Regions from separate parts of the Homo sapiens genome. Here all the other regions are linked to region 1. Evidence: chromatin loops called from intact Hi-C (ENCODE). Cell type or tissue: PC-3. All regions are shown on one strand. Region 1 has its middle 170 kb from the start of LINC02509. Region 2 has its middle 97 kb from the start of LINC02509. Region 3 has its middle 25 kb from the start of LINC02509. Region 4 has its middle 8.4 kb from the start of LINC02509. Region 5 has its middle 58 kb from the start of SPCS3-AS1.

Evidence for each region. A loop is a pair of places that touch in the nucleus more often than their neighbours do. Peaks named below come from ENCODE experiments on the same cell type or tissue, not always from the same donor. Only the 100,000 strongest peaks of a DNase experiment are listed, where the experiment ranks them.
Region 2: a loop joins it to region 1, with 2.6 times the contacts of the local background. A loop is called at or near these places in 9 of 110 quality-filtered maps.
Region 3: a loop joins it to region 1, with 7 times the contacts of the local background. A loop is called at or near these places in 2 of 110 quality-filtered maps.
Region 4: a loop joins it to region 1, with 9 times the contacts of the local background. A loop is called at or near these places in 2 of 110 quality-filtered maps.
Region 5: it touches region 1 in a loop (12-fold over the local background); 82 of 110 quality-filtered maps call a loop at or near these places.

What each region holds. Positions count from the first base shown.
Region 1 is chr4:177,045,430-177,050,429 of GRCh38, reverse strand. No RefSeq gene overlaps it. Among named protein-coding and RNA genes, the nearest start is that of LINC02509, 170 kb to the right of the region's middle. In PC-3, a CTCF peak has its summit at 2,916 (motif pointing right); a DNase peak (open chromatin) is centred at 2,899; H3K27ac peaks cover 2,067 bases.
Region 2 is chr4:176,969,703-176,974,702 of GRCh38, reverse strand. No RefSeq gene overlaps it. Among named protein-coding and RNA genes, the nearest start is that of LINC02509, 97 kb to the right of the region's middle. In PC-3, no CTCF peak of the experiment used is centred here; a DNase peak (open chromatin) is centred at 2,792; H3K27ac peaks cover 1,669 bases.
Region 3 is chr4:176,898,320-176,903,319 of GRCh38, reverse strand. No RefSeq gene overlaps it. Among named protein-coding and RNA genes, the nearest start is that of LINC02509, 25 kb to the right of the region's middle. In PC-3, no CTCF peak of the experiment used is centred here; DNase peaks (open chromatin) are centred at 179 and 2,089; H3K4me3 peaks cover 1,067 bases; H3K27ac peaks cover 4,044 bases.
Region 4 is chr4:176,881,597-176,886,596 of GRCh38, reverse strand. No RefSeq gene overlaps it. Among named protein-coding and RNA genes, the nearest start is that of LINC02509, 8.4 kb to the right of the region's middle. In PC-3, no CTCF peak of the experiment used is centred here; DNase peaks (open chromatin) are centred at 2,376 and 2,736; H3K4me3 peaks cover 1,695 bases; H3K27ac peaks cover 4,685 bases.
Region 5 is chr4:176,375,990-176,380,989 of GRCh38, reverse strand. It overlaps a transcript of LOC124900817 not described here. Among named protein-coding and RNA genes, the nearest start is that of SPCS3-AS1, 58 kb to the right of the region's middle. RefSeq lists an enhancer at 2,948-3,087. In PC-3, CTCF peaks have their summits at 3,080 (motif pointing left) and 4,771 (motif pointing left); a DNase peak (open chromatin) is centred at 3,039; H3K27ac peaks cover 1,922 bases.

The DNA of each region.
Region 1 (5,000 bases):
GAATTAATTTTCTCAGGGCCTAATGAAAACTGGAAGCAAGTAATGGGGCCAGAGACAGGGAGGGAATGGAACAAAGAAGGAAGGGAGCAGGGAAAATATGCTGACATTTCTCCATTCCGGAGCTCCAGAGTCCTGTACTGATGCCTCCAATTGTGTGTACCAGCTGGAACCAGCAGGAATGAGGCCGGATTTCATGGGGTTTAGAGAGGTCACAGGGTCTACAGGGTGCCATGTGTCACCTTGGGCACAGAAGAGATTAAGGAAGGATGGAAATGGATGGGTTTGGGCAAAAAATAATAATAAGGAGCAAAATTACCGCAGATATTGGATCCCTGCCATTGAAGAAAAAGGCTAAGAAGGGATTTATTTTGGAAGTTTTTTTTTTTTAATTGGTGAACAGAACACTCTCTAAATATGTGTAATGTTGACAAAAGAATCTCCTAAGAGAGAAAAAAATATTTTTTAAAAGAAACTCAACATTACTTAAGTAGAAATCAAGTTTCTATTATGTTAGAGATTATTTCACTTGAGATTAGAGTATATAAAGGTGCTCCTGGATCAGTTATTATTAAAATATAGATTGTATTTTAGCACAGACTGTTTCTTCTTTCATTAGAAATTTATTGAGTGAAATGAAAAGTATGGTACAATTTATGTCAGATATGTGTGTAGCTTATCTTTAAATAGATTTATCCATTCATCAGTCCTGTAGATGATATGGATTGTGTATCTGTGTGTGTGTGTGTTTATATGAGTTTTTAAAAAAAGCTTTCTAAGTGAGGCAACTCTTTTATTCTGAATTTTACACTATAATTTGAGGACTTTTTTTTTTTTTTAAATGCTTTCTATCATTTGTCTTGTTGCTGTGTCTTGTTACATTCTTAGAGCATTTTGAATTGTTTTGGATGGTTTTTGGAATAGAAGCTTGCCTACAGTTCCATTTTGGCCAAAAGTTTGATTTAAGAAATGTAATTATCTAATGTTAAGTTTGTGCTTGAATGTAGTTTCTTGCTCTCCTTGTTTAGACTGAACTGGTAACTTTTAGATTAAACTTTTATTTGGTCTACTCTCTTATTGAAGAGAAAAAGTAACAACCAAAGTAATAACCTGGGAAAGATTCTTGCTTTTTCAAACAGGCAAACTACTGCTAATTTATCTAATTCGTTTGTTTTTTAAATCACAGCTAAATATACCTTCCCTGTTAAAGCCATCCTTTATTTTCTATTTCAATTGTGCAAGAAGGAGCTTGAGATCATGAAATTCTTAAAATTCAGCCACAGTTCTCTTATATTCATATCCCCTAACACACTTTCTTCCTGAGGTTTTCAGAGATGTAGAAGTTAAAAGGGCTAGGAAGTGTGTTTTCTCAACAGAAAAAGTATAGAACAGAATTGTTAGCAAATACTTCTCTATCCATAAAAATACTTTAAAACTTAATTTATCATAGCATTAAATCATATAGGGATAATCTTTACATTTTTGTGATTTATGATGCAGGGAAAAGGTCATGGAAATGTTTTGGTCAAATGTAATCTCTGGGATTCTATATCAAACTAAAAACAAATATGTTTCTAGCCAGGAAAACTCTTACATGTATCCTCTCATGAGAATCCCCACTCAAGTTATATATTGGGGAGAGATTGATTAGAATTAGAGCAACAGTTTTACTTTGGTCAAAGTGTGAGTCCCAAGATGGCCTCACAATAAATCTGACAATGTCTATAGGGCACCCAGTAGACGTCAGGTAGTTTACTAGGAAGAACAGAGAAAATATTCCAGAGTTTTCCCTTGAGTTTGACCAACATTTCCTAGGGCACTAAGAGAACTCAGTATGCCTTTATTTCTTAGTTAAAAACATATGGGTAAGAATTTTGAGAAAAGCTTCCGATGACAGAGTCTGCAGCAAAGTGAGAATTGGATTTGAGTTAGAAAGTCCAAGTTTAAGCAAGGTTTTGCCCTTACCAGCTGTTACTAAGTCTCTAAGACTTATTTTCCTGTATGTGTCCTGTGGAAAATAGGACCTGACCGGCAGTTTGCCTATTTTTTATTATAATTTAAAATAGTAATGCCTTTGAGAAATGAATTATCAACTGAGCACCCATATATAAGTGCTACATATTTCTGTTCACAAACTTAGAGAAGTAACAAAGGGTAAGAATTTGTATGAGCAACACATAGTGTTTACAGATGAAGAGATGGACACAAGAGGGTAAATAATATTGTTTAGGGTTACACAGATGGAAAGAAAAATTAAAATCTGAAGTTTTCTGCAAGTCAACTTTTAATAAAAAACTTTGGGAGATAAAGAGGATTGTAGATCAGTGTTTATTCAGAACAAGGTCTGTGAATGACCTGCCTCAGAATATGTGGCCATTTGTTAAAAATGCAAATTCGTGGGCTTCACTCAAGTAACTAGGTCAGAGTCATTGGGAATGAGGCCCATTTTTTTTTTAAACAAATTCCCAAGTGATTCATGTGCATTCTAATAATCATGAATTGCTCTTTTATAGAGAATGCTAAAGTGAGTTACATCTTGCTCTGATGAGTGAATATTTGTATGTCCTTGGAGGTCTCATTGACCATCTTGATTTTCTGTATCTTTAAACAAAAGCTAAAGATTGCTGTCATTTGCCAATCTGTGATATTATAAGGAGAAAATATGGAAATATATATATATATATATACACACACACACACACAGTATATATATTTGTCCTGGAGCTTTAAGATGAGCTGTGAGGGGGATGCACTATGCATCAGGGATGCATCTGTAAACACTGTGTCGCTCATACACATTGTCACCCTTTGTTACTTTTCTAAGTAACATACAAAATACAGCTCCTTTGATGAAGACTGCACTGTACACCGTGTGCTTATACACACCCCCCAGCAGAGGGCAGTGTGCATCCCTCTCACAGCCCTTGCTAAAGCTCAGGGACAAATTCTACGTTGAATTCCCCCGAGTGATAGAGATAATACATATTTCTTGCAGGGCATTTGTTATTTTATAAAGGAAACACAGTGTGTTGTTAAATCTTACTTTATTTATTTTCCAAGAAAAAAATATGACCCTCCCAGGTCTTCTAAAATGAAGTTTGGCACTTCTAAGTCATGTCTGTGACTCAGTGCTGAGCTTTCCGTGAGCTCCGTCCCCAGGCTTGTATCAGTAAGTCGCCAGCCTGTACACCCGGGGCCATTATGGTCCTGCGCACAACCAAAGCATTGTGCGATTTGACCCTTTCTCTATCTACCTGGGGAAAGGAAGACTACAGCATGGAAGAAACACACAAACTCTCGTGTAGTGACATCACCTTGGCTTTGCTGCCTATCAAGGCCCAATTCCTAATAGGGACTTACTGGCTGTGTGGCCTTGGGAAAGCCACTTAATATTCCTGAATTTCAGTTTCCTTATTAGTTAAATTTGAGATAAAATCATATACTTCCCTGGGTTTGAAAGGATTGAAATGACATATTTGTGTAAATTTTCCTGGCAAAAAGCAATTGATAGAAAGATATTTCCTTTCTTCTCATCCTTATTGAAGATATTCATCCTTTTCTGTGGTTCACTGCATCCCTCTCATCATCAGATTAACTGAAATGTGACCAACATTTTTGGACATCTTCAATAAAGGAGCATGTATGCATCGAGGTCCAATGAATCTCAGCTCTGCAGCAGCCAGTGGAGAATCTCACCTGGATTTCACACAGGTACCCCTGCCAGGTTTGGAATGGTAGCAGTCACCATTTCACGAGACACCAATAAGCATCTTGTACATATTGTAAGACAGAACAATTCTGCAAGGAAGAAATTGTGATCCATATTTTACAGATGGAATCATGGCTCAGGGACATAAAGGAGAGAACCAAGGCCACAGATCTAATACACAGCACACCTGGGGTTTGAACTCAACTCTGTCTTCTTCCAAAATGTACATTTCTGCTAGACCACACTGATGCTCAGTCTAAAGCCAGATTGAAAATCTTTCTTCCTCAAACCTTCTTCTTTTTAATCTATTTCCTGTGTCAGAAAATGGAATCCTGATTTGCCTAGTCACCCAAAAAGGAAATTTAGATAATCTTTGGAATGGCCTTTTTCTTATTTCCCATCTCCAATCACCAAGGCTTCCTTATTTGTGTTCTTTGTATTTTAAACATTTGTTCTTCATTGTCATCTCAGAGGCATAACTACTACCCTAGGACATTAAGAATCTCATCTTAAATGTGGAGGGCAAAAATCAATCATTTCTCTGAGTCTGGTGAGATATCTTAATGCCTCTAGAATGATCTTTCTAAAACCCAGATTCATATTTGATTATATCGCCCTTTTCTTTTCTTTTCTTTTTTTTAGGCAGAGTTTCACTCTTGTTGCCCAGGCTGGAGCGCAGTGGCACGATCTCGGTTCACCGCAACCTCCGCCTCCCGAGTTCAAGCGATTCTCCTGCCTCAGCCTCCCGAGTAGCTGGAATTACAGGCGTGCACCACCATGCCTGCCTAATTTTTTGTATTTTTAGTAGAGACAGGGTTTCTCCATGTTGGTCAGGCTGATCTTGAACTCCTGACCTCGGATGATCCGCCTGTCTTGGCCTCTTAAAGTGCTGGGATTACAGGCCTGAGCCACCGTGCCTGGCCTATATCACCCTTTTCTATATGGCCATAGTTCCTCATGTCTATCTATGCCTCAGCTTCTGACCTTCTCTTTGCATAATTTTTTGCAAGCTCATGTACCATATTCCATTTTCTACCATGTGCCTTTGATGATACTGCTTTCTGTGCCTGGCATGGATACTTCCCTTGTTCCCTTGTTGAGTATCAGCATCTACTCAATATTTGCTCAAGCACTCCATCTTTTATGGACACTTTGTTAATCTCAGAGTAGAACTACCCACTTCTCCACGCTGCCCCACTGCACTGTGGAGGCCCGACTCACAGCACCAAGACATTTGCTGTTGGTCGTTAAATGTCCCCCGTCCTGGCATGCTGCACCTTCTTTGAAGTCAAGG
Region 2 (5,000 bases), 76 kb after region 1:
CCCTTTAAAAGATAATATACTGCTTAAAGCAAGAAAAATAATAATGTATTGATAGATATATAGCATATGTCGCAGTAAAATGGAGGACAATAGTACAAAGCTGGGAGGAAAGAAATAGAAGTATATTGTTCAAGGTTCTTACACTATACATGAGGTAATATGATATCACTTGAAGATATACTGTCATAAATTAAAGATGTACACTATAATCTCTGTGACAACCATGAAAATAACACTATACAGAGTCATGAGAAGTGAGCCAACAAGGGAAAAATAATAGAATTATTAAAAATGCTCAGTTAATACAAAAGAATAAGTAAAAGAGAAAAAAGGAATAAAGAATAGATGGGACAAGTAGAAAACAAAAGTAAGATAGTAGATTTAAACCTAACCATATAAAGAATCAAATATAAATTACCTATCACACGAATTGACAGAGAAAGATTGACAGATCTTATATGCATGTAAATATAGTTTCAACCATATTGTTGGAAATAATAAGATTTTATTCTTTTTAATGGCTGCATAATATTCTATTGTGTATATATACAGCATCTTCTTTAACATTTCACCTGTTAATAGACACAGATTAATTCTACATTTTGACTATTGTGAACTGTGAATAGTGCTGCAATAAACATGAATGTCTTTTCAGTATATTGATGTTCTTTCTTTTGGTTGTATACTCAGTACTGGAATTGCTGGCATAAAAGAAAAGACAAATATTTAAGGTGGTGGATATCCCAAGTAACTGATTTGATCTTTACAAATTATATGAATGCATTAAATTTTCACATGTACCCTGAAACTATGTACATCTATTATATATCAATTTAAAAACCCGTAACACACAACTAAATATTACCTATAGAAAACACATCTTAAGTATAAAGGCCAAAATAGTTTAAATGTAATGGAATGAAAAAAGATATATCATGCTAACACTAATCAAAAGAAAGCCGGAATAACTTTGGAAACAATTTTTTTCTTACAGAAATTGCTGGTGTGGTGTTCTACTAGGCGTTTAACCAGCATGAACTCACCCTGCTGCATCATTCTTCCCCACACCGTGATGCAGCTGCTCATTTTTGGGTGTGTGTGTGTGTGTGGGGGGTCTTCGCCTTTCTGCTTTTGTAATGTGGTGTCTAGAGGGTGTCCCTTGTCCCTAAACAGTTTGGCAGTCAGTTCAGTGTTTATACTGTATTTTTGGGTCCATCTTATCTGTTTGTCTTGTTTGCCTGGCTCCTCGCTTAATTTTCCAGTTGCTATGCCAGTCCCAGTTTCCCTGTGTTTTCCCTGTGTTCTCAAGCTAGCCAGCATTGCATTTTCATTGCATATTTTGAGCTGTATAGATAGAGGAACCCATACATTCAAGGGTGTGGTGAACTCATCTCATCAGAAGCAGTCTGCTTCTGAACAGTAGGCCTCTCTGTAGTTTCTGCCTGCTTTATTTGCCAGCCTCCTGCACACGTGCATAGTTTAGCAGTGAGCCAGGAATTTGGGAACATGGACTTTGATTTTAAATCTCAGCACCTATGTGGCTCTTTCATTTCTAGAATTTCCCTTTCAATTTCCACGGGTCTGCTTCTCTCAGTGCTAACATCTCTCACCTTGAGCTGATAAGGCCATGCTTAGACCTGGGGGTGTAAGAGAGCACGCTCAGTCAAGAAAGTCACACAATTGCTGCTTTTAACCAATGCAGTTGCATTTCTTCAATAGTAAACTCTCCTTTACTTTGTGCTTGTAACCGGTCGCTTTCCTGGTGATTTATTTGCAATTTAATTGCATTCAAATTACTGGTTTTAATAATTTTGTCCATTTTTAAAGTAATTGTGATTTTCAGAAGAAATGTAACAACCTTCATGCTGCCATTATCAGAAATTCCATGCACTGCTTGATTTTTGAGTGACCAACCACACTTAGTTTCCCAGCTGAAATATCACTTGCTTGTGATGCGTGTGTCAAGAATGGTGAAAAGTCTGAGGTTCTGTCACACTATTAAGCTAACAAATTATCCCACCACAGTTTCATGGATATTGGCAGAAGATACGAGATCTTGGGTCAGAGAAAGGGACTTTATTACTCACAGCACAGAAAGCAGCATGGCCATGATGCTCACATCACTTGCTCCCCAGTAGGTTTGAAAAGGAGGGGCTCAGATGCATGGCACCCATGCAGTGGGTTTGGTTCAAATCTGAGGTTCCTCGAGCTTAGGGAACAAAAACCTTTTATATTAGGCCGTAAGCAAACCTGCCCTCTGCTCTTAAGGTAAAAATTATCTCTATTTTTCAAGGCTGTTTTTTAATACAAATAGATAGTACAGAACAAAAGCTAAAAGTTCCTATGTTTGCAAGCCCTGCAGAAACAAAATAAATCTATGGAGAATATTGTATCTTAATAATATCTGTTCTTTGTTCTACACTGTCTTGGCTTCTGGCAAATATTCCCAGAGATACGCAACTTTGTCATCCACTCTGATTAATCCGATTGACAGAAGCTGGGACAAAATCTATTCAATTTGTCTCACACAACATTTAATTAAGGCATTTATCAATAGGACTCCAAACAGCACAATGAGGTCAATCTGCAGTATCATGTTAGCCATGACCCCCAGGGCTCAGCGCCCCTCAACAAATCCCATAAACGATCAGTGTTGACCTTAGAAAGCTAGTTGGATTTCTCTTTAAGTCTTTGTATTGAGCTTTCCACTTTGCCAGAAACACTAATGCAAGAACAGCAGGATGTATTAGTAATTGTACAAACTCCGTCTTGGCTGGCAAGAAGAAAGTCTAGAGCATTTCTATCATTCAAAGCAACCTGGGCCAGTGAGTTAAGGCTATCATGAATGCCTTCCAGGGCTAACGCTGTGTCATTGTTCACTTCAGCTATAGTCAAGGACAAATTTTATACTACTTTTTCTAATTGGATGACTCCGATAATAGAGGTAACTTCTAGCACAAAATAATGAGTCATTTATCCCTCTAGAAGCTCCCATCTGGGTCCTCATTTTTCAGAGGTTTCCCACAATCATCTGAGGGTTACACGGTCTAATGTGTTTCTTTAAACACTTTAAGATCTCTATGACCACCCCTAAGATACAATTCGCTGGGCTTCTACACAAGAAGTATTATTCTGGGACCACATGGGTCCCCAGAGATAAAGTATTTTTGCAATTGTTGGGGGCACTTGTGTGTGACACACATCAGGTGAGGGGTGCAGGTTCAAAGTACCTTCAACATAACCATCCAGCCTGCTCTGTGAGTCACGTAGGTTGTCTAATCACCAGTCACAAGGTTTCCACAGTTAGCATCCCCAAGAAGGGTGTCATTCATCTGCCCGTGTGTAGTTTTTCAGGTGGGATACCAACGAGTTAGGCCATTGGCAACAGATCAAGTATCAGAAAATCTCTAACAAGTTTTATTAAGCACATTATCGGCTGGAGCTACGAGACCAACCTTGATTCTCCCCACTGAGTGGAAGAATCATGCCTATTTTCAGTTCCACAACAGCTCAACGGAAAACATCAAATTTCAGTGTTGCCAAACCACTAGGGTACAAGAACCAGGCATTTAGTGCAATTTCTGTAAACCAAACGCACCATTAAGCCAGGGGCTGTACTGCCAAAGGCAGAACAGAAGATAAAGTTTTCCCCAAAGGTTATATAGAGCCAAGATAGCGTTAGAGCCAGGCAAGCTGTAAGACTGAATATACTCTTTCAATGTGACAAATAAGGCTTGTGGGGTGTTTCCTGCTGTGTTAGTCATTGTATCTGAGTTGTCCCACCCCAAATTGTGAATTTCAGGCTGGAGAATCACAGAGCCTCCCCAGATCAGACATTCATTTTCGACAAGAGCTGAGTGGCAAACTAATGGCCACTTTTCAAAAGGAGTGTGCCTAGTAACTGTGTCAGGAAGGTGACCAGTTCTAAGCTCCAAGGAGAACCGTTATTTTGAGGCTGCCTGTCTTTGCTAGAGGGTCCAATCAGCAAAATTATAAGTCACGAAGGTTACAGTTCAAAGGAATCATTAAAATGGGGAGCTTCCATAGGTAGAGCGTGTGCTTCAGCTTGCTGGATAGCTTCCAGTTCTGCCTGCTAGTTTGGGATCCATTCAAAGGGTGATGATTTGCACGTTAGCCAACATAAATGAACAAATGAAGGGCCAAGTGTAGCACATACTGTACTCAACACTCAGACTCCAGTAAGCTTTTCAATCTGCCTTTTGGTGGTGGAAGGCTGAAAACAATGTCAGTTTTTCCCTCACTTCCAGAGGGATTGTGTTTTTTAAATCCATCCACATAGGCCCGAATAAACTTCTCTCATAGAGCAAGCTCCTGTACTACTTTGGAGTGTATCAGGTATCCCTCAGAGAAAAAGTGTGATATCTCTAAATTCAGTGCCATTGTGACTGAGGCTTGTGACTTGCCAACCAGCAGGAGATCACCAATATTCTGAAGACTTTAAAATAAGAGGATAGAGGCACTTCCATTCCCCTCCAACATTCCCCGATGGCAAATGGTGGAGGACTGTGCTCCACTGACACTTCTCTGCTTGCAGCACTTCCCAATCAGGGATCCCTCAGTGCACGTGGAAAAGAGAAGCACAACTGCGTCCCACATCAATTTCAGACATAGAAGCAACAACAGAAACGTGAATACCCCAAAGGTCTCATCCACAAGGTCACATTTCTTCCTTTCCCCACTGTGAGCCTTTCCCAAATTTCATCAGTTGAATTTGGGTGTCTCCTTTCCTCACAGGTAGAATTGTCCCTTGGCCCCCTGTCTTCAACAAACTTTCTATTTTATTTATATACTTTATATTTAAAGTTTATAAAAATTTTGTCCCTCCCCATAGTTCCCCAGGATACTCACACAGGTGCATATGGCTTATGTACTCTTTGGCTCCTTAGTCTTTTAATTGGAGAATTTAATTAATTTAAGTTTAATATAATTACTGACATATTTGGGTTCAGATATACTCTACCATCATTTGCTTTTAATTT
Region 3 (5,000 bases), 150 kb after region 1:
TCTGTTAAGTTGTAATTTTCCACTTTCTAAGCTATACAGTGGCTTCAGGAAAATGTAGTCCACCATCTTCGCTTTCATTTTCCTTTTAGATATGAGTAAGTGTGACAAATACATTTATGTTTCATTTCATTTTAATGATGTGATCTTCAAAACCACAGATTCACCCAAAGAGGAAATGACTATACTACTAATTCTAGCTGTTTTCATAGACAGTTCTGGAAATAGGAGTCACTGATGGGCAAGTCAGAGTCTGTATTTAAGCCACAGGCATGCTTTGTTTAACCATCACAATATTTTAGAAATTGAGAAATTTCATGAAACAGTCCTAATTCTTGACTTCTCTTGAAAATCAGAAAAACGTATCAACACGATCCACATTCCTATATGGCGACAAGCCGCTGGATGCAATGCATATCTGCCACAACCTTCACCATTTCTTTTGCCTTAAATCCAGCACCCTTTACTGATCCAAATTACCTGTAGATGTCTGAATCTGAGACTCCTGCAGTAGAGAACATTTTCTGGCTTGACCCATTTTTCCATGACTCTGTCTCTAACACTATTAGAACTTGGTAAGTAAATGTTTCACCACACATTTAATTGATATTTGCCATTTTCTTATTGATTAATTTTATATTGACTACCTAGAATCATGCAGCATGTGATATTGAAGAGAAGTCTAACATCTATAAGACTAAAATCTCCTTTTACCAATGAGAAACACTGAAACAGGGCTAGAAGTTGAGGCAGTATGTTGCTGGAGCCTAAAATATTCACACCAGCGCTGTCTGCATGCCTGTGGTTCAGTCCACTGCACAACGTGACCTATGTAAACTGTTCCTTGAACAAAATTGTGATATGGAATTTCTTTGGAATCTTAAATTGTGGAAACCAACCCCCTTCTGAGCCCATTCAATGCCAAGAATTTTAATTAAAATATAATAATAGTAATAATAAATTATAATTGTCAAAATTCCTTAGTAGTCTATTTCAATGAAGACGGAAATTTTATTTTTAGGCTTTTATTTTTATTTTTATGTTTTTGAGAGGGAGTCTCGCTCTGTCACCCAGGCTGGAGTGCAGTGGTGATCCCAGGTTCAAGCGATTCTCCTGCCTCAGCCACCCAAGTAGCTGGGACTACAGTCACACACTACCAGACCCAGCTAACTTTTTGTATTTTTGGTAGAGACGGGGTTTCACCATGTTGCCCAGGCTGATCTCAAACTCCTGACCTCAGGAGATCTGCCCGCCTTGGCCTCCCAAAGTGCTGGGATTACAGGCTTGAGCCACAGTGCTCTGCCTTGGTTTTTTTTTTTTTTAACAAAAGTGTGTATAGTGCAAAAAGTCATTTATCTGAAGGTAGCAAGCCTCTCTATATTTTTTTCTATATAGATATATATATATATAGAGAGAGAGAGAGAGAGAGATGTGTATATATATATACAAGATGTGAAAAAAATGCCTGATTTTCTTACCCCTATCTTCCCTAATGTTCTCACTTTCTATATTTTTAAAAGTTTAAAATGATAACGTGGAGGAGTGCTGAAAGATAATTGTTTAAATTTGTCAAAACCAAAGAACTGTAATGGGCTCGATTCTACTATCATTAGCTCCAGTGTATTTTATTATATGGCATGGCTGTTAAATGCATGAAAACTTTGATTTTTGATCTGTGCTTTTTAATTTATCACTTTAGTTTCTTAGTATAGATGAGTTTTATTTCCTTTTTAATTTCTTTTTTTTACAATTCAAGCATGTTGCTACCAGATGGAAATCATTTTAATAATATGTAGCTGCAATTCTTTTCTTTTCTTTCTTTTTTATTTTTTTTGAGACGGAGTCTCGCTCTGTCGCCCAGGCTGGAGTGCAGCGGCGGCTCATTGCAAGCTTCGCCTCCTGGGTTCACGCCATTCTGCCTCAGCCTCCCGAGTAGCTGAGACTACAGGCGCCTGCCAGCACGCCCGGCTAATTTTTTTTTTCTTTAGTAGAGACGGGGTTTCCCCTTGTTAGCCACGGTCTCCAGACCTCGTGATCCACCCGCCTCGGCCTCCCAAAGTGCTGGGATTACAAGCGTGAGTCACCGCGCCCGGCTGTTAGTTGCAATTCTTAAAGAAAAATTCAAATACTTAAAAGAACTATTGGAAATGTAAATGTAGAAATCCAAACCATGCCCAATCATATATAATATGACGCATCTCCCAAAATACACACACATAAACACACGCACACATTCACCTCCAAGCCCATGCACAATTATATATAATATGGTGCCTCTCCCAAAATACATACACATAAACACACACACACACACACACACACACACACACACACACATTCACCTCCAAGCCCCATTTCTCAAAGTTAATCCCTGTTAACAATTGGTATAATTTTCTATATTCTCTCTATAGATTTTAAAGATTTTTTTCACTCTATGATACATCTTAGCCATCTTTGAATATGTAGATATAGTTCATTTTCTCATGGCTATGTAGCATTTAATTGTGTGATAAACCTTAATTTATAAAAATGCTTCTGGTAAAAGATGAGTTCTTTTTATTTTTTATGGCAGGAGGTAGCTATTACAAAACATTAAGTGAATATGCTTGTATATACTATCTTTCACACCTGTATGAAAAAAAATTAGGATAACATTTTAGAAGTGCAATGGCTAGGTCAAACCTTCACCACATAGGTAGAACAGTTTCTAAATGACCCTGAAAATACCGTATTACTTTACACTCTCATGATCTCAACATCAATAATGGAGGATATTAATCTCTCCTTACTTTTGTGGACATTGAGTATTATCACTTAAATAAAACTTTGGGGCTTTAATCAATCAGTTTATGACATTTGTATTTTTTACCTGAGAGAAAGATTTTAGTTTATTTTTCTTTCTCACAATAAAATAGAACTAAAGCAACCAAATTTGAGCTTCGTTACTAAATGTTACATCTTAAAAATAATAGATAAGTATCAATCAATAAAAAACTACCACTAACTAATTCAACCACTCTGACCAAATCACTGAATATTCTAACTCATTTCATAACTAATTTCTCACCATCTTAGATATGATGGTGCTTCTTTTGAAGCACATGTCATTTCTGTTAGTATTTGCAAGGTCATTTTAAATATACATAAAGCTTTAAGCAGTGTCAAAGACTTGGAAAAATTTCTTTGTTTCCTCTGACTTAATCAAATAAATGTTTTCATTTTTCTTTTTAGTTACTCTCTTTTGAATCAAACACAATAAAAGACTGAACAAATATGACAATGAAATTGTAAAAAGAATATATAGAGATATCGATATATAATGTTGCTATTTATATAAGTAATGTGAGAACATAATTGTGTATATATCTGAAGTTTTAAAGAATGAAAGGATAAATAATAACTTTTTAAAATGTTTAGCTAAAGCAAGAGACAAGGAATAGGGTCGATACAACACGGTGACAAGCTAGACTAGAGCATATCTAGTTTTGTAGATTGTACTTTGGAACTACATGGAAATTTTTTACATAATTATAAACTTTTTTTTCAAAAAAAGCAATCTCTAAAAAAACTAATATAAAATAAAGCAAAGAAATAAAATATGTATTTAGTTGATGGAAGAATGACTACAAATGATATTAAAACACAATAATTTGACTAGGCATTGTCAAAGGGATGTAACTTATTAACTGAAAAAAACCCTACTTTCAGCAGCCAATTTTTGCAAGTAGTTTCGGTGCTATTATTAGAGTTTGTATGTATATAATTAAATAAAGTAGATGAGTAATTATGTGATATGTTAAGGATATTATTTCAGGTATTATTGAGAACTAGAATTCTAAGTTTGGGAAAAAGAAGAAACAAATGCAAAATAGAAGGTTTTAAACAAAACTCCCATAGTCATGGTCTTTAATTCAAAGTATCAATATACTACTGATGTATTTTATCTTAACATTATATTTCCTAGCTCCATCTATTTCACAAGTCTAGAAACAGTGACCCACCACATAACAATAAGCCTCAATATCACCCAGAGTTGATATCAAGACTAAGATTTGTTTCTATTAAAAGGAACTAGGGATCCTTGAAAAAAAAAATGGCTGATTCCAGGTCTTAGTCAAGAAATGGTCAAGAAAATCCTAGACCATCTTTCAGGCCAGTTATCAAGAAAATAACGAAAGTCTAAAAGTTGTGCCCAACGGGTTCAGCAGTCATCTTGAAGTGGCTCCCATAGCCTGATATGGGAAATTTGAGTATAAATAGTTCAATACATTAAATGTTTATATTCAAATAGCTATAGTGAGTGATACTAACATAACTTAGCCAACTGGTCACCTCTGGATAGTAGAGAACTGACTCACTCTTTTGAATAGCTGGTGCATATAGGTAAAGACTCAAACATTTACCCAACCTCTCCTGTGCACTGTGCCACTGAATAGCCAAATCAATAAATGAGTTTCTTCTTTTATAAATATTTCAGTTAATAAAGAAGAAATAATAGAATAAAAATAGTCCCACCATACAGCATTAAGATATTTATTGAAAGATCATCACATTAAGCATAGCTACTGCTAACCTCACAAAATTAGGAACATGCAGATATCATGGGCTTCTGGTTGAAATAACACATTATCACCCATAAACAAATCTTACCAAAAAATGGAAAAAGCAAATCTAAGTGTAATCACATATTTAGATAAGAGGACAGGGAAACAAGTTAAAATATACCACAGGGATACAATAAGTGATGTTCAGACTGGGAGAAAATAACTTCCCAGCTTCTTCAACAGTAAATTGTATGAGGTTTAAAAAAAGGAGAGAGAGAGAGAAGAAGAAGAAGATGAACCCATAGATTAAAGGAGATTTAAGAGAAATGGAACCATCACAAAACATTGAGATTGTTTCAGTCATATTGAAATACATATAATTAGGATATTCATGAGATCATTGGAAATTTGAATATTGACCTGATATTTAATGAGTAATTATTATAGATTTTAGGTAAA
Region 4 (5,000 bases), 160 kb after region 1:
AACAAGCTAAGTGTTTTCTTTGAAATAGTAAAAATTAATTCATGTAGGATAATTAATGTTTTCTTAATAAAACTGAGGAATCACTTAGCAAATGCAGGATTTTAAAGGCCATTCACAGAGTTGAGACATTTCCTCACCCGACAGCTCTTTTTGGTTGCACCCCGGTTGTTTTTGCAGTTTAGCTCTATTCTCTGAGTCTGTCAGTCAAAGCGAATATGAAAGATGTTCTGGTTTGTTTTACATGTAAAAAGAGAAAAGCCAGGGGACTGACTGGATCCTATTCCATTCATCATTAATCAGATAAGGGATCTGTCTACACAGAACAAGAATTTGGGGTAATCATAGTAAAACTAATCTTTTTTCACAAATTGCAGAAAATTATACTTTCTCTTAGAACAAGGATCCAAAAATTTCTTACTTCAGGGAATTGAACTAAATGAAATAATTTGTTTTCATTAGGGCATCTTTCATCATGAATACTACTCAGATATGAAAGCAGAAATCTTAATACCCTCTTGCACACAAAGGTCCTGAAGCACATGGGAGTTAAACTTTCTAAAAGTCTTTATTAGGTAGACTTCACAAATGAGAATTACAATTAGTGGGATCAGAAAGCAAGAAATAGAAACTATTGGTCTTACAAAATTGAAACATCTTAAATCTCAAGTGAGTAGATTTGATATAGGAGGCTCCTGTCATTGACAGCGTCTTTGCTTAAGTAACTCCAAAATGTTAGTGTCCTGGAACCCATTATCTCTGTGGGCTTCTATAGTAGTAATGGGCTTATAATAAGGGCTTTTGACAGTTAACCTGGGGTAGATCTTGAATGTTTATTGGTGTAAACTAAATGAAAGAGGTACAAATCTAAACAATTTAATATAAAATGTAAGGAAATAAATCTCCCTTTTAAATAGCATTTGTGATTTTTATCTGATTACCTGTTTAATATCAATCTCCATTATTTTAATATCCAATTTTTTTATATCCAAGTTTTCAGCACAGATTCTATAATCTAGAAAGTACAAAAACCATTTTTGAAAAATGGAAAATGAGTACAACTCGATCTTGTCTTGTTGTACTCAATTCTCCCTGAGTTTTATCTTGAGACAATGCCTAAACATTGTGGCATCACATAATAATGATAAAAGCTTTGACTGAGAACCTATGAGTCAGATATTGAGTAGGACTCTCCATTCACTATCTTACTTAGTCTTCCAACAGCCCCATTAGAACATTATTATCATTGCCAAATAAATGAATCAATTTAAGAAGCCAAAGTATGGAGAAGCCAAAAGACTTCTCCAGCTCACACATGACAGTGTAGCGTAGCCCATACTCAAACCTAGACCAGGATTTTATTGAATCTCACTCTTGCTTTCCTAGAGAGCAGCCTTTCTAGCATCAGAAGAAAGCTTATGTTTGATGTGTGAGGACCAATTTTGCTACCAGTCATGCAAGAGTATTCAGAGTGGGCAAACCGGACATTCAGTCTTAGAAATTCATTGACTTCACACACAAATTAATTAAATTATTTCATTATAAAACAGTTTTCATTTGTTTTAAATATTATAAATTCTCATAAATTATGATAGTTTAAAGGAGACTTTGGCATCTGGAACACATAGCCCAAAATTATAAATTCCTATTAAAGGTAGAGATTTGAGTTATCTTATTATAATCTGTACCTGAAGTAGTCTGTGAAATATAAGAGTATTATTATTGTTATTGTTAACATATTGTAATTAAATAATAATGATTACAAAAAGCCATCATAATTATTATTTTATATATGAGAGCATGTATTATACACTAGAGCAGACACAATTACAAATTTCATTTTAGCTAAAGTATACATAAGTGTATTAAAGTATATATAAGTGTATAGCCATTTTCATGAAACAATAGTTTCTGCTTCTAGTTAAGATGTGTTTAAAGAATGACTACGAAATGGGAATTGGAGAGCAAATTTGTTTATTCAGATACTATGTATAGACCCTAGGTTGTAGGGAATGTCAGATTGATTTCCATATCACATGACTAACCAAGTCTAAATAACTAACACACAGCTAAAAAAAACTAAGCCTCCTACTTCAAATCCCCATTATATCCTAAACATCATGCTGCACTTGCAAATGGTGGGCATATTGGCTTGAGTACCATGGTATGGTTAAGGCTTACAAGGAGCTCTGTCTCCACAACATCAGAGAGGTAGCTCTGAGCACCGCAGAGGGTGATGCTGCAGTGGCTGGCCCTTCCTGCGATGTCCTGGCCTGGTCCCAAGACACAGAAGCAGGTCTGAACATCATCAGAACCACTCCTCTTGACGACAATTCAAGGGAAGTAATTTCCCCCTGAGTGGAAATAACAATAACTGCTGTTCTATTTACTCAAGGTTCTGCTGGTGAAATTGCTATCTTGGCCTCTTCCAGGTCAGAAGACTGTTAACTGTCTCTGAATCACGAAATTCTTTTTTAAAACCTCCATTCCATTCTTCAAATGTAGACACATTTTAGTTTTTGCTAAACATTATAAATCCATTTATAGCAATTGTGGTATTGTGGTTTTGAGGAGAGAGACACTCAACCTGGAAGAACAGTTATTCCAAGTGCATGACTGACTTGTTAACAGACTTAGCGTTCTAGTGTCATAAATGTACATGATTTCAGTAAGGTTAAGCCTTTCCTAAATGCTCTTTTAATGGCTTAGCACAGAAAACATTGACCTAAAGAGTCAGAGCTTATGCACTTCCTTCATTATGGGTGTTTAGGGTGACTTTTTAAATGGGGGTAACAATATATTTATATAATATTACTGAGCAAATAAACTCATTTCCTGGGAATGTGTGCATCTCGCAAGTTCCTGCCACTGAGCCCACACAGGGCACAACTCATAATGAATTTATCTACATTAAAGAAAGGATAAAGATCGGGAAAAATTTGTTCTCCGTTTACATACACGCTTAATAGAATCTACGGCTGCCTCTTGAAATACACATTTTAATACCGAAGGAGCATCCCACAAAACATCTACAGGAACATGAAACCTATGTTAGGAAGCAAAATTTGGCTGGACATGCTAAAGTGCCTAAATGTAGGGCTATGTGCAGACAGAAGAAAAACAACAATATATTATTGCTCTCTCAGCCCAAACAGAATATGCTCTACCTTATTTTCATGTTGATTTTGGCATGAACCGCAATATTCCCAAGTCATTTTGAAAGACAGTAATAGGAGAATTTGTGTTGACATTAGACCAGATAAAAAGTAAGGATAAAAAGCAGTAGCCAGAACTAATGTTTACTCTTGGCTATCGAAGCTTTGCTAATCTCAGCTAGCAACAGGCAATTCGCCTCGGAAACACATACTCTCTCTTAGTAAGTGGCAGAAGCTGGACAAATCTAGGGAAAGCAATAGGACACGTGAAGTGTTAACACAACTCCACACCGCGACATTTTAAGGAAGAGTGCAAATAAGTCCTATTGGGCAGTTCCTTCTTCAGCTTCTGGGATACCTGCAGTGTAGAATCTGCCCAGCCTTTGGAACAAGCTTTGGGAAGTAAAACACTTTTAAGGAATGTTTTTCCGGCTGGGCACGGTGGCTCACTCCTGTAATCTCAGCACTTTGGGAGGCCGAGGTGGGTGGATCACCTGAGGTCAGAAGTTCGAGACCAGCCTTGCCAACATGGTGAAAAACTGTCTCTACTAAAAATACAAAAAATTAGCAAGGTGTGGTGGCGGGAGCCTGCAATCCCAGCTACTGGGGAGGCTGAGGCAGGAGAATCGCTTGAACCTGAGAGGCGGAAGTTGCACTGAGTCGAGGTTGCACCATTGCACTCCAGCCTGGGCAACAAGAGTGAAACTCCATCTCGAGAAAAAAAAAAAAAAGAATGTTTTCCAAGGGAATCAACAAATGTGGCTTTAAGAGTAGAATTTTCTCCAAGCTGAGACTATGCTGTCTAAATTAGTTTCTTTGGTTGCTATTCAGAGATCTAAATTCAGGAGCCTAATGACATCTAGATTTTTCTTAGTAATTCAGAAGCCCTAAAGATAATATCAAGAATAAATAGGCATAATCACACATAGCTATGTCTACAACATCCCAGTCTAAATATATCAATGTATTGTACTGACAGTACCTAAAGGAAACTGCCAATTGCCTCCAAAACTCACCCAGACAGACATTGTTTCAAGTGACCTGGCTTTATGAGGATGTGGTCGGCTGAATAGCAGTATAATTGCACTGAGGTAATCATGGCCGATCCAAGAAACATTGCTATTCCCAGTGAAATTTCCATTGTCTGTCAATGTATGTGAAAAATAGAAACAATTATAGCAAGTTTTCTTAAAACTATATTTGTTCAATGTAATAAACAATTTTTAAATTTGAGATTATGCTATTCTATTTCTTGTATTAAAAAATCCTCTTCTTTAAAAAAAGATGGTTTGAAAAAGTTTTTATTGGTTTGCATTTTACATCTTTATTTGGCAAAATAATGATGTCTTATTTGACAATCTTGTGTCAGTTCTATTTTTATCTTTATAGTTTATTGGTTGATAAAATTTAAAAGCTCAGAAACTATTTCAAATGGTAGCTCTAATGACAAAAATTTGGCCTTTCACACTTTCCAAATTAAGCACAGGAAACAGTTTACAGAGCAGAAGAATGAACCTTTGTAAACTAGAGAGTTGCATACATATGTGTAAGAAAGTTTTGAAAAGTAAGCACTGTGCACATTAAAATAGTGAGATGACATTTTCCTTGTAAAAAAAAATTGGTAAAATTAAAAAGGAATAATAACACTGGTGCCAAAGTGGGTGAGAGGAACAGGGAGAGGAATAGGGATTCTCACACACCACAGATGGCAATAAAAACTGGAATGAGCGTACCAAACTTCTGTTTGTTATTGGTTATCAAGACATGTAATTCTGCAGTAGCTCCATAGATGTCTATAGGTAGGAACTGATTTCAAATAATTGTTATGGATATATCCAGTGACTGAGC
Region 5 (5,000 bases), 670 kb after region 1:
CAGCACCATGCGCTTATGCATATCTGCATCTCTAGCCCTCCCTGCATTCAGAGAGAGGAGGTCTCTTCATCGGGTCATTCTGCGGAGGCCTCCTCACTGGGGAGGACACTTGAAGCCTCTTTTTTCTCTCTGACTCAATATTCACTGTTTCCCACACCTAGTCCTCCCCTCTCCAGCTCACCCCCATCCCCACCCCTGGGTCCATAAAATGGCCAGAGCCTTTTGTTCGGGCTCCCGTACGTAGGTGGTGAGATAATTCCCCGCCCCACTCCCCCGTGTGCACTGATACATTGGACCTTCACCCAGTGCCCTTCTGTGGAGAAAAAAGGAACATTAAAATGGTTAAGCTTTTTCCTCTTGCCTATTCTACTACCTTAGAAAGTCATTAAAGGATTGGCTGTTACTTTCACTTTGGCTTGTTGTCTTAATTGACCACTCCACCACGGGCGTCTCAGCTCTCTCCAGCTCAGCTCAGCTCTTGACAGGTGGCAGAGCGAATTTTGAAAAATGTTGAATATAGTAGACACCCTAGCTCTGATCTCCATTCTTGTTTTAAGCAAATCTCCTACACTCTCAGTCCTCAGAACTATAAACTACAATTGTAAAACATTTCTCAGAGAAAAACTTATAATATTTAAATACTAGTTTTAAATTCTTTAAAAAAAGATCATGACAGTGTTTCAATTTCAAATTTACAATATAATATGCTAAAAGTCCATACTTCATGGTCTAGACTAATTTAAATGAAATTTTTGTATCACCAGCATTTGTAATGTAAATCCAAGAGTCGAGAGATCTTTAAATTATTGCATTTCAAAAACATTACTGGAAAATGATAAACTATAGGGACCTAAAGTCTCAAACAACTATGATAGAGATTGAATACCTGACAATCTTTAAAAGTAGGGATGTGAGGAAATGAGGAGAGGATTTATTTGCCTCCATTGTACTCATCTCTAACATTAAATATTCAAGTTCATGGAAAAAGCAATGTGTTTATTTTACGGTGCTCTGATACTGTGATAACTACTGTGACTTCTTATGGGAATATTGCTGCATAACAATTGCCAGAGAAGCTCATCAATCTGTGTTTCTCAAATGTGAGCAGCTCATTAGTACAATCTCCACCCAGGGAACACACAGAGCTCCCTTCTCTGCTTCATCCTGCGATTTCCATCATGTCCCTGGACCATCATTACTATTTGTATTTGTAAAATCCTTCTCTTGCCTCTTCCTTTCTGTTATCATTTGATCACTTTGCCCTAAAAGCTGGATAACTGAGTACTCAGTCACTTCTTCTTTTTTTTTTTTTTTTTGAGATGGAGTCTTGCTCTGTTGCCCAGGCTGGAGTGCAGTGGCATGATCTCCACTCACTGCAACTTCTGCCTCCCAGGTTCAAGCGATTCTCCTGCCTCAGCCTCCCAAGTAGCTGGGATTACAGGCGTCTGCCACAATGCCTGGCTATTTTTTGTATTTTTAGTAGAGAAGGGGTTTTGCCATGTTGGCCAGGCTGGTCTGGAACTCCTGACCTCAGGTGATCCACCTGCCTCAGCCTCCCAAAGTGTTGGGATTACAGGCGTGAGCCACCACCCTCTCAGTCACATCTAAAGGGGACAATGTGTGAATCAATGACAGACATGAGTATTGCTCTCTTCTTTTACTTTGTAAATTCCTATATATGCATTCCTATATATGCATTGATAATAAAACATTTAAGGTTTTACAGAAGTTTTTGAGGAAAAGGCCTAGTACAAAAAGTTTTAAATCTAGTATAGAAACTACCATTAGGTTAGAAAACTAAGAGTTTTCTGCATACAAGATTTTCAGAATGATAGCATATTTCCCTTCTCAAATATTAAACTGTACTGTTTTTCTTAAAATTATTAAATAGTTGTTTAGTATGAAACTATGTTTCTTCTTTTCCTAGCTTTTCTCTAGTATGGTATCTTTTGTCCTGGCAAATAACCACTGTTTAATATACATTCCTTAAAACTAGCTTTTGTATTTAAAAGCTATGTAAATTATATACAAAGTCAAAAATCTTCAATAAATAAAATAAAGAGAAACATGGTAATTTTTATTTCGCCTGGTTGCAAATGGCCTGTAGACAATGAGGATCTATCTAAGGGGCAGGAGCAGGTTAAGGTGGGATCCCTGACAAGCATTCTAGCTCTATGTCCCTCCTTCAGCAAGAGCCACCAGATATGAGCAGAAATTTCTATACTTAAATACAGCACTCAGCCAGGCTGTTTCAATGAACTGATTTAAAATACAAGAATCACAAAACAAATGAAGAGACATCATCAGTTTCCCCACAATGAATTCGAGATTTGTTGAGAAAAACTGGTAATATTCTTCCCTTTTAAGGAAAATATTCCTTGAGGATAAATGATTAATTCCTATTAAAATGAGAAAGTAGATTTAAAACACAAAGATAGTTTGAGAAACATCCAAGGATTCATTGACTTTTGCATTTACTACATTTTCTTTAAAAAGGTACCCTCTCACTTTTAGAAAAAAACTCAATTTACGCAAATTAAGCTTGTTTTACCCAGGTTTTATAAAATCTGCCCTTACCTGACAAGCCCTGTGCTAGGATCAATGGCTAGACATAATGATTGTTTGTGATTGTAGCAGGAATGATTAAAAAGCACATTGTTTCACCCACATCTGCATGAATATATATCACACTACATGACATTTTAAAATTCTAAAGTATGAGTAAAATCATAACCGTACATTGACATCAAGGAGTGATTTGTCTTCTCCTACGCAAGTGCAGATTATTTTACCACAAGTGCAAATTTAAATTCTCTGCATGTCTTCTCTGGCTTCTCATTTATTTTCTAGTTACACATTTTGGAAACTGAGATGGAGATTTTTTAAATAATTAAATAAGAAAATAAAAATTCATCATTGTTTGAATGCAAAATGGCTCAAGTCCCTGATAGGTTAATAGGGAGCATTATTATTGTTACAGTTCAACAAACATGTCACTTTGACATAACTAAAGGTGATTTCCCTTCAGCTGGTCATAGGCAGGTGAGAATAAATGGAGATTATTTAAAGAGAATGACTGACATCTGCTGGAATACAAGAGAAATGAACAGAAAACAATGCAAGCATAAATGCTTACAGTTAACAGTTTCAGAATACATCAATGTTTACAATCTGTAACAGAACAATGTTAGCATAAATCCTCAAAAACAGAGGAATAATGGGGTGTAATGGAAAGGGGCATCTTGTGTAATTCTGTTCTGTTGCACTATGCTGAGTCCAATCAAGATAGCTTCACCCTAGAGCAGTTATACAATCTCTAAAAATAGTGCATTTCTGTTGCCTGTGATTTTTCTACATGTTATCGTTGATTTCTATAGTCTGTGGGTTCCTGTACCTTGACTCTGGCCACGTCTGTGCAATCAACTAAACGGGCTTTACAAATCTACAACCAAGGAATTAATTAGAATTGATCATTTGGAGGGTCAGAACACAATTTAGCCCCAAAATAGACAGATCCATGCCATCAAACATTGCTGATCTATGCCTTAAATTGGGCTTTAACGTAGTTCCCATTTTAAAAATGATTTCTTAATGAGGCAAGGGGAGAACGATTTCTTGAGAGCTTACTAAGTTATTCCATTTAGGATATCCTATAATTTCACGTGGTAGGTATTTTTAACTCCATTTTGTAAATGAGAAGATTTAATGGCAGAGAGGTGCAGAAATGTGCCCAACGTTACACAGATTGTAAGTGACAGAGCTGAAATTCATTACTTAATTCTACCTGATTCCACGGTTGGTGCTTTTCACCATACAATTTAATTCAAGGTACTTTTGTATTTTCCAGTGTCAATACCATTTTACGCTACTTTTTAACTGTATACCTTTCTAGTGAAAACTATTAGGGACTGTCCTGAAGAGTATCATGATCTGGTCCTGCTTTTGGATATTCTCTGCAAGCAAGTACTTGGTAAAGATCTGTAAATCAGTAAGAGAGTATTCAACAGAGTCAATGGAACCCATCTTTCCTTTTTTTCTCTAGAACAGTTTAAAAAGCAGTCACAGTCCTCAGTTTCTTCATTAGTACAATGATGGAGATGGACTAGATAACTCCTAATGTATCTTCCAGGGGTGCATCTGGTTAGGAATACAGCAAAGGAAAACAGGTTCATTCAGTTCATTATTATTCTGCAATAACACACTAACATAATCAGGGCAATTAGCTACATATTGTACTCATCATTCATTAATTGCAAAAGTGTTTTTTTTTTTAATTTTTGTCTTTGTTTATAATGCCTCATGGAAATTGAAGTGAAAATATGTACTCGAAGATAGTCTATTTTTACACACAAACACACCTGCCAAGAGCCTATCTTTCCTGACAGAAACATTTGAAAAAAAATATATTTTCATGTTATTTTTCTCTTACTCTTTCCACAGACTAAAAACGAAATCTACATTTTGCCTGAAAAAGAAAATGACTATGATCAGAATTTAAAACACATGCAAAAATTATTTTAAAAAGTTTCATAATAAAAGATTATTTCTATGAATTACAATACAATATATCTAATATTGCACCAGCTTCTTAAGAAGTTTTCAAATTTCCAGAAGTTGTATTTTTTAAAAAAATTCCAACATGCATAAACATAGTCTGAATATGGTTTCAAATGTTAACATAGACGGTAAAAGTAACACAATACAAATGTCTTCTGTAATTTATCAAATTTCTGCATTAAAATATATAGCAGGTTGAATCTTGAATTCAATACTACCATCTAGTGGAAATCAACCAAAAATGCAGCAGATAATGCTACTTTTGTTTTTTCACAAGTACAACTGCTATTCTTCCCATTGTCTTGCAATAACTAAACCAGTGGTCAAAGGACTGATGAGAACCTCTTTGAAATAAGTATTTTCTTGTAACAAAAACATTATTTGTTTTATTAGGTAACATGCTTATGGAATATACTAAACAATCTGACTGATTATAAAAATAT